Regions from separate parts of the Homo sapiens genome. Here region 2 is linked to region 1. A link is a loop called in an ENCODE intact Hi-C map of the cell type or tissue named here. Cell type or tissue: HepG2. All regions are shown on one strand.

Region 1 (8,000 bases):
GACAAATACAATTAAGACCAAAACATTCATTTCTAAAAACTTCATGAGGGAAACGGGTGTGCTTTGCAGTCTTTTCAGCCATTACTCACATCCTTAGGAGCAATTAAGCTTTTCAACATTCAAGACCCACAAGAGTTCAGTCAATAGTTACATAATTATGGCATGTGTGGGTGGGTGCGGAAGGCTGGGAAGGCACGATGGGTAGACAAAAGTTAACGTTGTTTTGATTAAAGGTTGTACATAAGTCTACTGAAGAAAATAATTACCAATATTAGCACTGGCCACTTTTCAACAGAGTCAACAGTTGACACTCTTCACATGATTTAATGGCATAAAAATGATTTCTGCTCCCTACCAAATCTTTAAATTGCTACTCTTATCAGAATATGGAATTCCTATTAGGGTCACAGCTCATGTGAATTGCTAAAGTAAGGATTGTGAATCTCAAGGGAATGCCATTAGTCTTTTTGTCATCAGCATCATTCTCACCATCATCTTCATCACAGGTTTTCATCCAAAGTGCCTGAATGTTTTGTATTTTACTTTTTGTTTTCTATATGTGCCCTTGGACATACAAAATTTTGCAGATTTTTATCATTCATAATTTAAGGAGAAAATCTGCTCAAAGTGATCCTTTATAAAAATATTACATATGTGTGTGGATATATATATACACGTGCACACCCACACATACTTACACACTATTTTCCTTATCTATAAGAAGAAAAGTGATAGATTATTTGAAATTATTGAATATTCTATGTATATGTTAATATAACAATGATTTTATTTCATAAGTGGCAGCACACTCGCATATTAAGCTGTCAAAGTCTTACAGTATTACCTAGTTCTAATTAGTACTGAAACTTTGTACTGTGGATATTCATGTTTGTTCTTTACTCTGTTAACTGTCTATTAAATATTTCGTTTTGTATTTTCATTTTTTTCTATTTTTATTTTGAAGCAATGATTTTATTTAATTAAGAGAAATGCTTAAAGACTTAATTCATAAAACACCGTATGAGACCATTACAAGCATGTAATCTCCAGCACTTTGGGAGGCAAAGGTGGGAGGATCACTTGAGAGCAGGAGTTCAAGACCAGCCTGGGCAACACAGCAAGACCCTGCCTCTACAAAAATTAAAAAGAAAAAAAAAATTAACCAGGCATGGTGGTGCATACCTGTAGTCCTGGCTACTGAGGACAGCTTGAGCCCAGGAGTTTGAGGCTGCAGTGAGCTGTAATTGTGCCACTGTACTCCAGCCTTGGCAACAGAGCAAGATTCTGACTCTAAAATAAAAACAAAATGTTTAAAAAAAAAACTGTGGAAAATATTTTTTTATATTTTACCCTACTAAATGATACCAACATTGTATAGCTTCCTCAAGCTTGAATTATTATCCCTTTATAATCTATGAGAAAGACAAGTACTTTGTAGTCCACTTACAAAAAAAAATACATATTTTTCACTTGTGGTTTTAAACATAGGCCATGAAGAGATTTACATATCATGGCTCTCCAGCATCCTGTGTAATATATACTCGTGTGTTTATTTCCATCTTACAATCTCTATTGTTATTATGGCTCTGGCAGCCATGTTTTTTTTTTATTTAAAAGGTCATTGCTTGTAACCAATTTCATCACAGGGTTATTTGTAATTTGCACTGTTAGAACAGAGCTTCGCCTTGTTCTCTGGTGAATCTCCAGAGTTATTACAGTTATGCCTGCGCAGGTATTTCCCTATGTGGGTGTTACTTTGTCGCTGCAGTTGTTGATGATATTTTATTTGAAAACATACACTTCTCTGTGAGGTTACAAATTACCTCTTTTCTTCACTTTATTTTTGTGCTTGGACTCAGATACATTATTTTGTTCATGCCATAGGGATTGAAGCCACAGTGTGTAAAATTCCAGATTGCCATTGTAATACTGTTCATCCAGTTTTTGTTTTTAAGAGGTCTTCATTTAAATTGTGAATTAGAGGGGTGATTTTTATTCAGGTCAAGTGTCAAACTTGCCGGGATGAACTTATTTAGTTGTTGCTCTGGGCTGGTCATGTATGCAATCTTCCTTGAAATATGTGACCTGTTAGAGGGTTTTATCTTAAAGGTAAGAGTGATTCTGTTTAGTAACCCACCCTTTTGCAAGTTCTAAAAAGAGAAATGGAGTAAACTATTAATGGTGAAGCCAATGTTTATGTTTCTTCCTGGTGAGCATGATAGTATGAAATATGTCAGTTTGCTGATCCCAAACTCATTCACTCCTTTTAAGTTTTCAGACCCCATATGCTGATAATGTCATCATTGGAATGTATCCAGATCCAACTAGATACTTGTAGCTGATAAAGTTTGAGGCGAACAGTGTCAGAAAACACACAGCAGAGAAAACAAGTCCTTCAACTTCTTTTTTCTCTGTCAGAAGCAAATTTTCAGGCCTATGGGAGAAACAACTTAAAAATACACCTGAAATTTCTACAAGACCTTGCAATTTCCCTTCACATCTCCACAAGCAGCTTGTCACAGAACAGCACGAGCTTAAAAAGCTGGTTACTAAATCCTGCTGCAGAATGCCAGATCTTTCAAGACTGTTTGACACATGCATATAGTTTACACTGAGTGAAAAGGAAAGGAAAATGTGGTTCTTTTGAGGGTGTAAAGGAAATGGTGTAGTGTTTTCTTTCTGTCCAGTGGTTTATCTCAAGCTTCCCATTGCTCACCGTGACAAGAAAACAGCTCAGTTTCCTTTTTGGCCAGCCTCATCAAGTGTAATGGAAGAAAATGTCTGTCTCTTTTAATGCAGTTGATGAACAATTGTTTGCATAAGCAGAACTCGCTCAGCGAAGTGTTTTTCTTGCTGAAGGCCTCACTGATGTGTTATTTGAACGGTGTTGTGAAGCGGGTCTCTGAATACACATTTGTTCCAGTGAGTGTGGTTATAAAGCCCCTAGTAGAGACTGGGGTATTGTAAAGCCTAATCTCCTCACACATTATTTTTGTATCGGGATATTTTTAATATGCTCACTAACTAAGCCCATATGCTTTGAAATGTTTGTCCTGTATATTGCTTCATTACTGCTTATCAACAAGTAAGGTTGTGCTGGCTTTGCAGAAAGAGAACAATAGATGATGCTTGATTTCTTTCTGTGCTGGCCAAAGCCAACCATAGGAGCCATTCTTTTGGTAACAAGGCTACCTGTTATCTTACAGCTCGCCAAATGAATGTTCAGACTCTGTTGTTTTAGAAAATCATTATCAGGGCAAAGTCTACCATTAGCTTTCAACTCTAAAAGAAAATCAATAACTTGTTTCAAACAGACATTCCTCACTCAGACTATGCCTGTTGCACAACGTTGCATAACAGAGGGGGAACTGAGGGTGGCGAGTACTGAAAAGGATCACTTAAGGGGCCTACTGCTGATGCTGTGACAAACCATTGGGATGTTTCATAAATGTAGAGGCACCATTGTATATTTTGAGCACAGCTACTTTTATTTCAAAAGGCCAGATCTAGAAGGTAAGGTAACCATTGTCAGTGAGAAATTGAAGCATCCCAGAAACCTGATCTATACCATGCGGTATACACGTTCAGTAATCTGATTTCGGTGAGAAGCACCAATCACCAGATGACTTGCTGACCAAAGTATGTTTTTTCTTTTCTTTCTTTTCGTTTTTCCTTTTTTTTTTTTCTTTTTTTGAGACAGGGTCTTGCACCATCACCCAGGCTGGAGTGCAATGGCACGGTCATGGCTTACTGCAGCCTCAATCTCCTAGGCTCAAGCGGTCCTCCTGTCTCAGCTTCCCAAGTAGCTGGGATCACAGACATGTGCCACTGCACCTGACTAATTTTTAAAATTTTTTTGTGGAGACAGGGTCTCACTGTGGTGCCCAGGCTGGTCTTGAACTCCTGAAATGGAGTGCTAACCAAAGTATTTAGTTAGAAGGATTGAAGTGTTCTCTATAGGGGATGATTAACTTAGGTAAATTGCCATTTCCTAATAACTAAGGTAAAATGCATTACCTAATAACCAATTTAAGTAGCGAGTAGCTTTTGGGTTTGTTCTTTTGATAGGCATTTCTGTTCCCTGTTTGGCTGCCATCTGTGGATTGCAGGAGACCTGTTGGTACCTAGTTTAAACTAATCTTGGCTTAAAATTTCACTGTCATCCTGTACTAGAAAGGGAATCAGCTATACTGTATCCTGCTGTAAAACTAAAATATATACCTACCCCCCAAAATTCATCAACATGGCCACCTCACAGGTGTGCACTCCTGGACTTTCCCTCTTTTGAGAGTTGTAGCAAATTTTTATTTATTTATTTATTTTTGGCATTAACATCTTCTAGTTTTTGGAAGAGCCTCATTCTTATTGTATCTGCTCTGTGTATTCTGGAGAGAGGTAAATGGTGTCTTATGTCAGCATTTACCAAGCCTCATTATAAAGACTAGACGCTGGGTTTAGTGGCTTACACCTGTAATCTCAGCACTTTGGGAGGCTGAGGCAGGATTGCTTGAGGCCAGGACAACATAGGGAAACCCCATCTCTACCAAAAAAAAAAAAAAAAAAAAAATTAGCCAGGCATGGTGGCCTGTGCTTGTAATCCCGGTTACTCGGGAGACTGAGGTGGGAGGATCACTTGAACCCAGGAGTTCAAGGCTGCAGTGAGCCATGATTGCACTACTGCACTCCTGCTTGGGTGACAGAGTGAGATCCCATCTCTAAAAAAAAAAAAAAAAAAAAAAAAAAAAATTAAAGAAGACTAGAAAGTTTGATCTCTTCAATTTAAACCACATGCCAAAGCCAAAATCACAGTTTAAGAAAATTGAGTGTTTATGGGCTCATAAGAGCAAATATATGTATGCCACTTTTCTCAAAGAAACGATTTTGAAAAACAAATCACAGAATTTTCAAAATTTTCAAAGTCAATTCATAAGAATCGAAATGGAGTCAACCAGTTGTGTGATCTGTACAGAACTTTCTGGTTAACGATGTGCTTGTATTTTCCTCTTCCAGCCGAACGCACGGCCGGCGACGCAGAGCGGGCGACACTCGGTGTCCGTGGAGGTGCAGATGCAGCGGCAGCGGCAGGAGGAGCGCGAGAGCTCCCAGCAGGCCCAGCGCCAGTACAGCTCTCTGCCTCGGTATGAGGACGCTTGGCCGAGCCTCCAGATCCCCCCGGCCCTTTAAGATCCCCCGCCCTTTAGGAACGCGCTCCTTCCCAAGTCACTGGGGCCTCTCCAGCTTGCCCCTGGTAGCAACAGAGGAACCAATAAATGTCCCGTGGCTACTGTTCCTTAGCGTGGGGGGCTGTCGTACTGCGAGGCCAGGGGAAATGCCCATTGCAGGAGATGCCAGTATTTTCACCCACAAGCTCCCTAAAAAAGTGAAGCGACTCGTGTACTGGCTTCTTAGTATTGGCTCTCCTGCTTCCTGTGTGGACAAGACAGTATCTTCATCTGAAAAATGGGAAGATAACCCTTATTTGGCTTAGCACATATGGTTATTAGAATAAATGATACTTCATAAATCCAGAGCTCCATAAAAGGATCGAGAGTCAGTGCTGCATACGCCGTGGTTGTGTGGGATCCATGGTCCCAAACCTCACTCTCTTACTGTCCCATCATCACTGCTCTCACCCATGTTTAACTTTAGAGGGTCTCAGGGATGTTGAGCTTGTTAGCTGGGAACCAAGCAAGAAACCCTTACTTGCCTGCTCCCCAGGGGAGACGCCTTGGCCCAGTTCTCCGACAAAGGCCTGCAAGGGTCTCAGGGTGACTGAGTGCCAGTACATTGAAATAGTAACTATTTTTCCATCAAAGTTTTTCTTCCAGGCATAGTAAAGAATAAAAATGTTGAAAAACATTCAGCTTTTTAAACTTCCCAAAACAGGTGACTCCTGTAGTCACAATTCTTATAGGCATTTGTTGCTGTATTTCAAAATCAGGTGACAAAGACATATTTTAAGTGGGAAAAGATTCATTTGCCATGTTGATATCAGGTAGACTTTTGACTTTGAGCAAAACAGTTTTAGGGAGTTAGGAGACAAATGCTTATCTTGACTGACCAGTGTAGAGTGATCTTGATCAATTTCTAATAAAGATGAGTCCTGGCCAGGCACGGTGGCTCAGGTCTGTAATCCCAGCACTTTGGGAGGCTGAGGCAGGCAGATCATTTGAGCCCAGGAGTTCGAGACCAGCCTGGGCAACATGGCAAAACACTATCTCCATAAAAAAATACAAAAATTAGCTGGGCTTGGTGGCACATGCCTGTAATCCCAGCTCCATGGGAGGCTGAGATGGGAGGATCGCTTGAGCCTGGGAAGCAGAGGTTACAGTGAGCTGAGATCACACCACTGCACTTGCCTGGGTGACAGAGCAAGACCCTGTTTCGAAAAGATGAATTTCTTTACATGTTAAATAATCACTGTAACAACCACAACGGACTTCACCACATGGATACAGGTCAGCCAAGGGGACATGGATGTGAATGAGTCTCCATGGGGATAAGTGCCATCTATTGTAGCAGTTTATTCATTCAGTTGTTCTTTTTCAATCCATAAGGCTATATAAAACCCCTTTGAGTACTAAATTATTTTTTCCTTTAAAGAGGAGAATTGCCAGGTTCTTTAGCCTGCTGTAGGTAAGAGTCATTAAAGTTTTGGTCTTTATAGGACCTTTGAGATAATCTTATCTTACAAGGAAACAGCTCAGAGTAAGTAAATTTCCCCCAGCTCACACAGCTAGCAAGTCATTTTGCCAGCATTCAAACCTGAATCTGCCCATGCCCTAAACCATGATTTTATAAGGCCCGTTGCTATCAAGGGCTTCTGTTCCCAAATTTTTTGAGACAGAGTCTTGTTCTGTTGCCCCGGCTGGAGTGCAGTGGCGCGACCTTGGCTCACTGCAACCTCCACCTCCCAGACTCAAGCAATTCTCATGCCTTAGCCTCCCAAATAGCTGGGGTTACAGGCGTGCGCCACCTCGCCTGGCTAATTTTTGTATCTTTAGTAGAGAAGGGGTTTGCCATGTTGTCCAGGCTGGTTTCGAACCCCTGGCCTCAAGTGATCTGCCCACCTTAGCCCCCCAAAGTGCTGGGATTACAGGTGTGAGCCACCACACCTGGCCCCAAATTTGGGATATTAACAGGTGCAAAGTTCCCCTCAGTGCTCTCCTGCCCTCAGCATTTAGAAGGAGGTCACTGTGTGAATCAACCCAGTGAATCAAATGCCTAAGCACTTGAAGAATTAGACATCAAGGTTGGTCTGTGTAAAATCCACCCTATCCCCCACTCCGCTACCCCCCTGCCCCCTCCCCACTGCCCTCCAGTCTGTGTGGCTGCATTCCATCGGAAGGGTGAGCTGACAGTGTGGACGAATTGGCCCACCTGGCATGGCCCTCCCTGCACGACCACACGGGTGGGCCAGGGCACTTCATAGCTTGTGTGGATGGTGTTGTCAGGGCAGGGGCTGTGTTCTTATTTTTATTGGCCAGTTGTTTGGCTTCATATATTTTGGCCGTGCCTGAGAGTGTCTCTAAGGATTGAAGGAGAAACATAACAAAGTGTGTATAATGAGAGCAGTGATGTGGGAGCTGCCAAGGGCTGAGAAAGGGAGGTGGGAGAGAGAGCGGTGGGCGGGCCGGGAAGGCAGGGCAGTTGCCAGGGAGAAGGGGCACTTGGGTCCCAGTCCTCAGAAGAGGCAAAAGACAGAGGCAGGTGCTTCCACTGAATTTCTCCTGGTTGCATTCCAAAGTAGCTCATGCATTCCCGCCGAACCTTTCATCCTCGCCTTCCCATTCCTCTCCCTTCTTTACTCTGAGCCCCGACATCTCTTCCCTTCTCCGCCTCTCCCTGCGGAAGCGCCTGGTAGAGATATCTATATTTACACGCAGAGGAGGGTTGCAGCCGCTACCGCTAGTGCCTCCGCTGTTATTTAGTGGTGCCCTAAATAACTACAGCTTTCCCTCTGGGTTAATTGTAGCTCCCTATTTTTAGTCATTTTATCC
Region 2 (8,000 bases), 93 kb before region 1:
TATTTTTTAAGGTATCCGTCAATATCTGAAACTACATTACTTATTTATGTACCTTTTGGTGTCTACCTCCCTCTTTAGAGTCGCAGAGGGAGGAATCCTGCCTGTCTTGTTCAACATTGTGTTCCTAGTACCTAGAACAAAGCCTGACCTGCAATAGGAATTCAGTAAATATGAACTGAATAAATATCCCACGATTCAAAATCCAAAAGCATCTCACCCTTAGGCCACAGTCATGCATGACTGCCTCTGTACTTCATGATTACAAAGCTTCTCCTCATGCACTGCTTTGTCTCAGTGCACGCCACGAGCATGGTTCCATGCCCGTCTATCCCTGTAGTCTGCTGTCTGCTCCAAGGTGTGGCACTTGACACACCGGCCCCCCATTTCCTTATCCATGAAGTGGGATCGCACCACCTGTTACACCTCTGTAACGGGCATTTTAAGGATGACAGTAATAATGAATTAGCCTTTCCAAAAGCTTATCCTTATACATACAAGTATTGAGACTTGTACAAAGGGAGTGTTTTTACAAGGGTAGAAAATGATATGTACCCTTCCTTTTTTGATAATTCAAGGACAAGTTGCACCAAAGCTGTGAGCAGTATCAGATATTTAACACTCTATCTTCCAAGTGATGACGTGTACGATCTAGTTCTCCCTTCCTGGAGAGAGACAGAGACAGCGCAAGAACAAGCAAGTGAGAGCACCCAGGGACAGGGAAGCAGTGAGGTGGACATCCTCCCACCGAGATGTTGATGTCTAAGGCAGGCCAGAGTTACTGGATTTCACACTGTGTCTTCCATACCAACCCACGATTTCCTATCACCCACACTATCACACTATTCCAAGGAAGAAGAATGATGCTCTGATGGATAAGCGTTTGAGGTTTCATAACCACAGAAGTCATTTGTCTAATATAGTTAAAGAGACAAATATTTATATAAATCAAAGCATTTCTTTTTCTGAGAAGAATGTCATTCAATGAGGATGGGGATGGGGACAGAGTTTAAAGATGGCATTTGCTAAAAATGTGGACCCAAGCAGTTTCCTCTAAAGTGTAATTGGCTGTAGTGTTAATCTTTATGTCCATAGTCAAGGAAATCACCATTATAGTTTTCACATGTGAGGGAAGTCAGACATGCCTTGTTTACATTACTGCCATTTATAAAACATTTAAAGCAGCTATTCTGCTGAATAAACATTCAAGAGCCTGAAGGATAAGCATATCACTTAAACTTCTTAAGACTAAACTTTCCAAACCATTTCCTGCCAGAGGGACCCAACAGCAAAATTGCAAACTCTGTGCCCTGAGATGAGATAGGCTGAATTAGATTAAGCAGCTTACTGTTGACATGTCTATTGATCTGGGTTCAGTGCAGTTTCCTGTCTCTGCCAGCAGTCAGATTGCTGTATACAATAACACAGTGTCCTGGTTTATGTGAAATTGGGGACTCCAAGCATCAATTACTCCAGGAAGGCAGTGGCACTAGGAGATAAGGTTAAGCCGCTTGCAGTGTTTAAGACGGCTAAAATCCAAGCAACATATTTGCTGTCTAAAATGTTGCTTACAAATTTGACAGTGTTCCATTTATAAAATTTCCAAAGAGATCATCCAGTGTTGTTCTCTGCAGGTAGTCGTACAAATAGCATTATGAATGCTTATTGTTAAAGTGGTATATCCCACTTGCTCAATTTTGTGCATGTTTCCTAAATATTTGCATACAAATATTGAGCTGGGTAGCAGGACATCAAGAATGTTGTGGCGCCATCTTAGACCATCAGCTGTGCCCAAATGAGGGAATGCAGTTGATGTAAGAAATAAGTGTCGACCATCTGACTTGGGTATTTTCTTTTCTCTGGGACCAATCAAGTAGATTCAGTCAGCTACTCTCTTTGTATTTCTAATACCCATTTATTTGTTTTCATAGAGCAATTATTTTTCTAAATACTAACAACTACATATTTAATGCAAAAAGTGTATACAATACAGAAAAGCAAATGCAAACCACAAATGTCACCACCCGATGACAATTATTTTGAATTTTTGGATGCTAACAGTATTTTAAGTATTATTTTTAAATACACCCTCCTCCATCCACCTGTGCCAGCGTGTGACACACACACTTCTTTGCTAAGCACTCATTTAACTGCGAATATAATTCGCTATCTTTTTTGATTAAAGGAAATATGGCTTTCCTTAGAAGATTCTTACCTCTTGCAGTCCTACAAACGTTATAGAAGGATAGAAGTTAAGCCTATGTTTATGTACTTCTGAAGAGTGTAACTAGAAGACATTTTTATAATCCATGGAGTTGGAACTCTTCAAAATTCTTGATGGGTCAGCTCTGTTCATGCAAGTTGTCCTTAAGTTTCATGCTTAAAATGTAACTTCTTATTTCTGTAAAAGATGTTCACAGAGCAAATTCCACGCTTTCTTGTGAAACATATGTGCTATGAATTGGATTAAAGGATAGAGTTTTGAAAGTGACATTTCAGCTTGCCTATCATGACATTTTATGTATTTTTCAATACATATTTATCTCAGAAATATCTCCCTTACTTTATTACAGGTAGAAACAGAGTTTCACATAAAACTTAGGAAATCCCTCAAATACAGTACTGATGGAAACCAGACCTGGAAATTTGACAAGTCTGGGCACAGTTTACTAACTTAATTGTATTTTCCGGGCTGACCTCCTGAGATTGGTACTGTCCTCAATAAGCCTTTGCAACATTCACACCATTCTTTTCCATTTTATACCTTCCAAGAATGAGGCAAAATGAGTGTATTTAAAGTGTATTTAGCGTTTATTGGCAAAGTTTCAGGTTTTATCTTTTAATGCAATTTTAATTGGTTTTATTGCAGGATTGATGCAAGATGCCCGGAATGCCAATAGGTGAGAGGGCTCTAATAAGCAAAATGGGCCACTGCAATTACTGTTGATCTGACAACCCTTAACAAAACTAGCATGTTACATTCCTGACTGCGTCTCACCCTTAAAAGAAACCAGGCCTGATCATTTTAGATTTTTTTTCAAGGGGCCTAGACTCTTCGAAGTACTGAGAATTCCTCTCATAGTCTTTCTTTACTGAAATGTCTTGACTTTGTAAATTTTTAATTATCTTCAAAATGTCACTTCTGATGTTATGCTTCTCCTGAAAAAGAGGGTCCTCTCTGTATGATGCTTTCAGATATCCGTTATACAATGATGAACCCGATGTAAACAACCACACTTTAAAATAATATATTTTTTTTTATTTTTTGCAGAGACAGAGTCTTGCTACATTGCCCAGGCTGGTCTTAAACTTTTGGCCTCAAGCAGTCCTCTTGCCTGAGCTCCCGAAGTGGTGGAATTAGAGGCATCAGCCACTTCTTTTCATTTATATATTGGTTGTGGTGTCTGCAAGGAAGAGCCAAAGGGAGGCTGCTTTTCTCTCCCATGTGCCCAGAAACGGGCATCACCACCCCACGTTGCTTATGTTGCTCAAAACCATAAGGGCCTTTGTGGTCAGTTTAGCTTGTCATTGATGATGTGCAAGGAAGAATTATTAAATTTTTTGATAAGAATCACATGTATAGCCAGACTAATAATGGCAATAACATTATTAGGACTTTCTGAAATCGCAACACCCACTGCCTCCAATTTGTGAACCCTGAAGAGCTATAAATTTAGGTACTCTACTTAATCAAAAGCATCCACACATGAGAATTAATATAAGGCCAGCACGATGGCTCACACCTGTAATCCCAGTGCTTGGGAGCCTGAGGCAGGAGTATCACTCGAAGCTAGGAGTTCAAGACCAGTCTTGGCAACATAGCAAAACCCCGTCTCTACAAAAAATATATTTTTTTAATTAGCTGGGCATGGTGGTGCACACCTGTCATTCCAGCTACTCAGGAGGCTGAGGTGGGAGGATTGCCTGAGCCCAGAAGTTCAAGGCTACAGTGAGCTATGATCACACCACTGCAACTGCACTCTAGCCTGGGCAACAGAGCAAGACCCTGTCTCTAAAAACGAAACAAAAAAAAGAATTAATATAAAAAGATACCCTGCAAAAAATCAAAATAAGTTGAAAAATGTATAACAGAAAAAAGTCAATCGTTTGTCATTATCACATGAAACATTCATGAATCGTGGAGCAGCACTGCCCACGTCACCTCCTGTCCTCTGCTGCCAGGCAGTGGTTTTACCTTGCCTTTATCCCTGGTATCATGTAGCCATCTTATCTCTGCTATAGGATTGAGAGCCCTTTGAAGGCCTCTCTCTTTTATCTTTACACCTCCCACATAACCAAATAGGAAACCAAACCCTTATAATTGTCTGTAAACATTTATGTAATCATTAACTGAGTCAAGTTAGACCAATAGGCTTTCCAGGCCTGAGTGGAATGTAAGAAGTGAGAATGAAATAAAGGTTGGCTTCATCTGCGCTGTGGTTAGGACATAGTTCATCCCCACCAAAACTCATATTGACGTTTGACCCCCAATGTGGTGGTGTTGGGAGGTGGGGCATGGTGGGCGTGCTTGGGTCACTGAGGCAGATCCTCATGAATAGATTAATGCCCTCCCATAGGGGTGAGTTCTTGCTCTGGTGGGAGTGGATTAGTTCCCAGCAAAGCAGATTGTTAAAGGAGTCCGGCTTCCTCAGTTTCTCTTTCTTGCTTTCTCTCTTGCCATGTGGTCTCTTTGCACACACCCACCCCCCTTTCACTTTCTGCCATGAGTTGAAGCAGGCTGAGACCCTTGCCAGATGCAGCTGCCCAATCTTGAACCTTCTAGCCACCAGAATTGTGGGCCAAGTAAAACTCTTTTCTTTGTAAATTACATGGTCTTAGGTATTCTGTGATAGTAACACAAAACAGAGTAAGATAATGTGATAAAACACTTGGGCAAGCTTTGGAAAGGCCTAAGATAGTGTGGAGAGCAAAGAGAAGCCAGTGAATTTTTAGGGTGACTGAAGCTGATTTTAAGAGTGAAATAGATGAAGAAAGATGAAGGGGCTTCGAGAAGAATGTTCTGATGATGCCTCTGAGCCTGAGGTTTGGTGGCAGTGTTGGTGAAGATAAGTTAGACTCTCCTGGATGTTTGCAAGGCCTCTGAACTGGTTTTTAATCATGAGTTTCTTTTTTTCCAGTTCATCCTCAATGTAAGGGTTTTCTGACCAGGTTGAACTCCTGATTTATTAATGGCTTTTCAAGCTGCTCCACAGAACTCCATCCACCTCTGCGGCCTTTGCCCCCCTCAGAACCCCCCCTGCCCCAACTGACCTTCCCATTGTTCCCTACTCCACGAGGGGCTGTAGGGCGCACCAGGTACAGTCCTGGTCTTGTCTGCCTTGTATTTTTAACATTTTATGGTGACACATTGGGAGTTATTTCCCTAAGTGAGACCCTTTTCTGAATATATCTGTGCCCTCATAGCCTAGCAGAGTATTCAGACTTTTGAATGATGGAAACAAAGCTGTGGGAAAAGAGCAGAATACAAAATAACAATACCAATTTGAGCTAGCAGACATTGCTGTCAGGGGTCGGGCTAGAAAGATGAGAAAAACTGAAGCCTGCTTAGAGAGGTGTTGACAACCACCAGATCCAGAAGAATGACCTAGATAACAGGGCTTCAAGTTCTGACATGATTTTATTAGAGATGTTTCAGAAATCTCTACTGGAGAAGTTGTGGGAACACAGGGGAATAAAGTCACGGGGATGGGGGAGGAGTCATGATGGTAAGTGTTGATTTCCCCAGCATGGATCACCTGATAGCATCATCAGTTAAATTAGGATAATAGCGATTTGAGCATACTTAAGTTAGTAGATGCAAGAATGGGAGGAGAGGGCAGAAATACACATGGAAGCAAAATAGAGCAGAAATATATGGGAGCAAAAAAAAAAAAAAAAAGTTGAGCACTCTGAGATTCCAAAGAAGTAACATCTTACGTGATATACCAAAAAGTGGCCTTTTCTCTTGATGGAAAGAAGGAAGTGTAGTGTCCCCAAATACCAGAAAGAGCCTTGGGAAGATCTTTGGGATAACCCTGGGAAGGTGGAGATACTGATATGCTCACAGACAGTGAGACTCCTGGGGAGAGGAACAGGCATCTCTACTCCTTTTTCTTTTTCTTTCTTTTTTTTTCTTTTTTTGAGATGGAGTCTTGCTCTGTCACCCAGGCTGGAGTGCAGTGGCTCGATCTCGGCTCACTGCAATCTCCGCCTCCAGGGTTCAAGCAATTCTCCTGCCTCACGCTCCCCAGTAGCTGGGATTACAGGCGCCCACCACCATGCTCAGCTAATTTTTGTATTTTTAGAAGACGAGGTTTCACCATGTTGGCCAGGCTAGTCTCGAACTCCTGATCTCAAGTGATCCGTCTGCCTCGGCCTCCCAAAGTTCTGGGATGACAGGCGTGAAACATCACTCCCGGCCTCCATTTTCTAACTAGAACTTTGCTCCCTTCCTCTGTCGTTTCTGCTTTCCCTTTTTCTTCTGCCTTCTCTCTGCGTATGCCCCACTCAGTTCTGAGCATTTGTAAGTGTATCCTCACTCCCTTCCCGCTGGCCTAACTGTGATCTGAAAGAGGAAACACACACTTTGTAGGAGGTGACTTGGCAGAGGCAAGGGCCTACCAGGGCTTGGGGTCACACGGGCCAGAACTGGGCCCAAATCCTTATGCAGCCCCCTTCTAATCTTTACGACCCTAGACACATCTCCACATCTCTTGGTTGGAGGTGATTGCTCTGCCCTCACAGAAATGCAAGAATGAAGGGTCCAGGGAAGAGAGCGAATGTTTATCGGTGCGTTTCATGAGCCTGTCACAGGCTGAAGAGCTGTGTATCTGTTCTCAATTCTCACGTCAACCCGGTGAAGTAGATTCTGTTAATCCGTGTTAATGAGATAACACATGCAAAGACCTTGACACAGTTCCTCACTCCTCCTAAGCCCATAAACATGTCACCTGTCCTCCCTTATGATTGGTAGGTGTCACCTGAACAGGTGAAAAACAGTACGTTCCTTTAATATTGGGGGCACAGGGTCATAGGAGAGTGTGCAGCCAACCCCTTACCACCACACTGTGTTGAAAAGTCAAGTCAGGAAGCAATTGTCTGTATTCCTAAATGACCATTGTGCACTGAATTCTAGTTTTCCTAGAAATTACATGGTTGAAATCATCCCAGACACCCTATTTCCTGAGAACCAAGTCCAGGCTGTGGCTGTGATGATAGTGATGTGGTGAACTTCCTCTAGGAGACCACAGAGTTAGAGTCACTCTTGTTGAATAGTCTGAGCACCTTCCCAGGTATCAAGTTTTTGATCATTAATATCTACTATGTCAATCAGGAGAGAATGATCAATTATTTCCACTTTGTACCGCCGGATGTATCTCTTCTCCTTGTAAGTAGAAAGGTCATAACACCTTGAGCTGTTACGTATACTCCACAGGCCAGCAGGCTCCAGTGCAGAAGGTGGTGTCTAAAAGAAATACTCCCCATCGCCACTCTGCCCACCAAATGTCTCAACCAACATCCACACGCAAAGTATGTGGGGCAATTCACTAGTGAAAGAGTGGTTCTGATTTATGTTAACATGTCATGGAAGAATTAAACCACAAGCTTACTGAATAAAAGAAAACTCAAATATTCCTCATACTCTTCCAATTCCTCTTCTCTCCACCACCTGCACTACACACACACATACATACATGTACAATACATGTGTGAGTGCACACATGACCTGTTTTTGCATTGATTATGATAACAGAGAAGATAGGTGTTTATATGTTATATGTTGGGAAGTTCTTAGTCCTGGCCTCGCATTGAGCACATTTCATAAAGACACAGTATCACTCACATGTTCACATTTTGTTATGAATTCTAAAACTTCCTAGCCTTGCAATGTATGGCTAATTTTATAAATTTACAGCATATAAAATATATTAGAAATTCAATGAGTCTCATCTCCACTAGGTAAGATTTTTGGTAACTGAGGATTAACTTTACATATAAATATT

Evidence for each region. Hi-C counts contacts between places; a loop is a spot of excess contacts. Peaks named below come from ENCODE experiments on the same cell type or tissue, not always from the same donor. Only the 100,000 strongest peaks of a DNase experiment are listed, where the experiment ranks them.
Region 2: a loop joins it to region 1, with 5 times the contacts of the local background. A loop is called at or near these places in 1 of 110 quality-filtered maps.

The regions. Positions count from the first base shown.
Region 1 is chr10:34,116,751-34,124,750 of GRCh38, reverse strand. PARD3 (par-3 family cell polarity regulator) reads left to right here. Exons shown (of 25, transcript NM_001184785.2): 24 at 5,011-5,138. Among named protein-coding and RNA genes, the nearest start is that of LINC02629, 220 kb to the right of the region's middle. In HepG2, no CTCF peak of the experiment used is centred here; DNase peaks (open chromatin) are centred at 2,860, 3,270 and 7,850; H3K4me3 peaks cover 864 bases.
Region 2 is chr10:34,209,918-34,217,917 of GRCh38, reverse strand. The region is part of intron 22 of PARD3 (par-3 family cell polarity regulator); the gene reads left to right. Among named protein-coding and RNA genes, the nearest start is that of LINC02629, 310 kb to the right of the region's middle. RefSeq lists a silencer at 1,323-1,617. In HepG2, a CTCF peak has its summit at 4,189; DNase peaks (open chromatin) are centred at 1,397 and 4,297.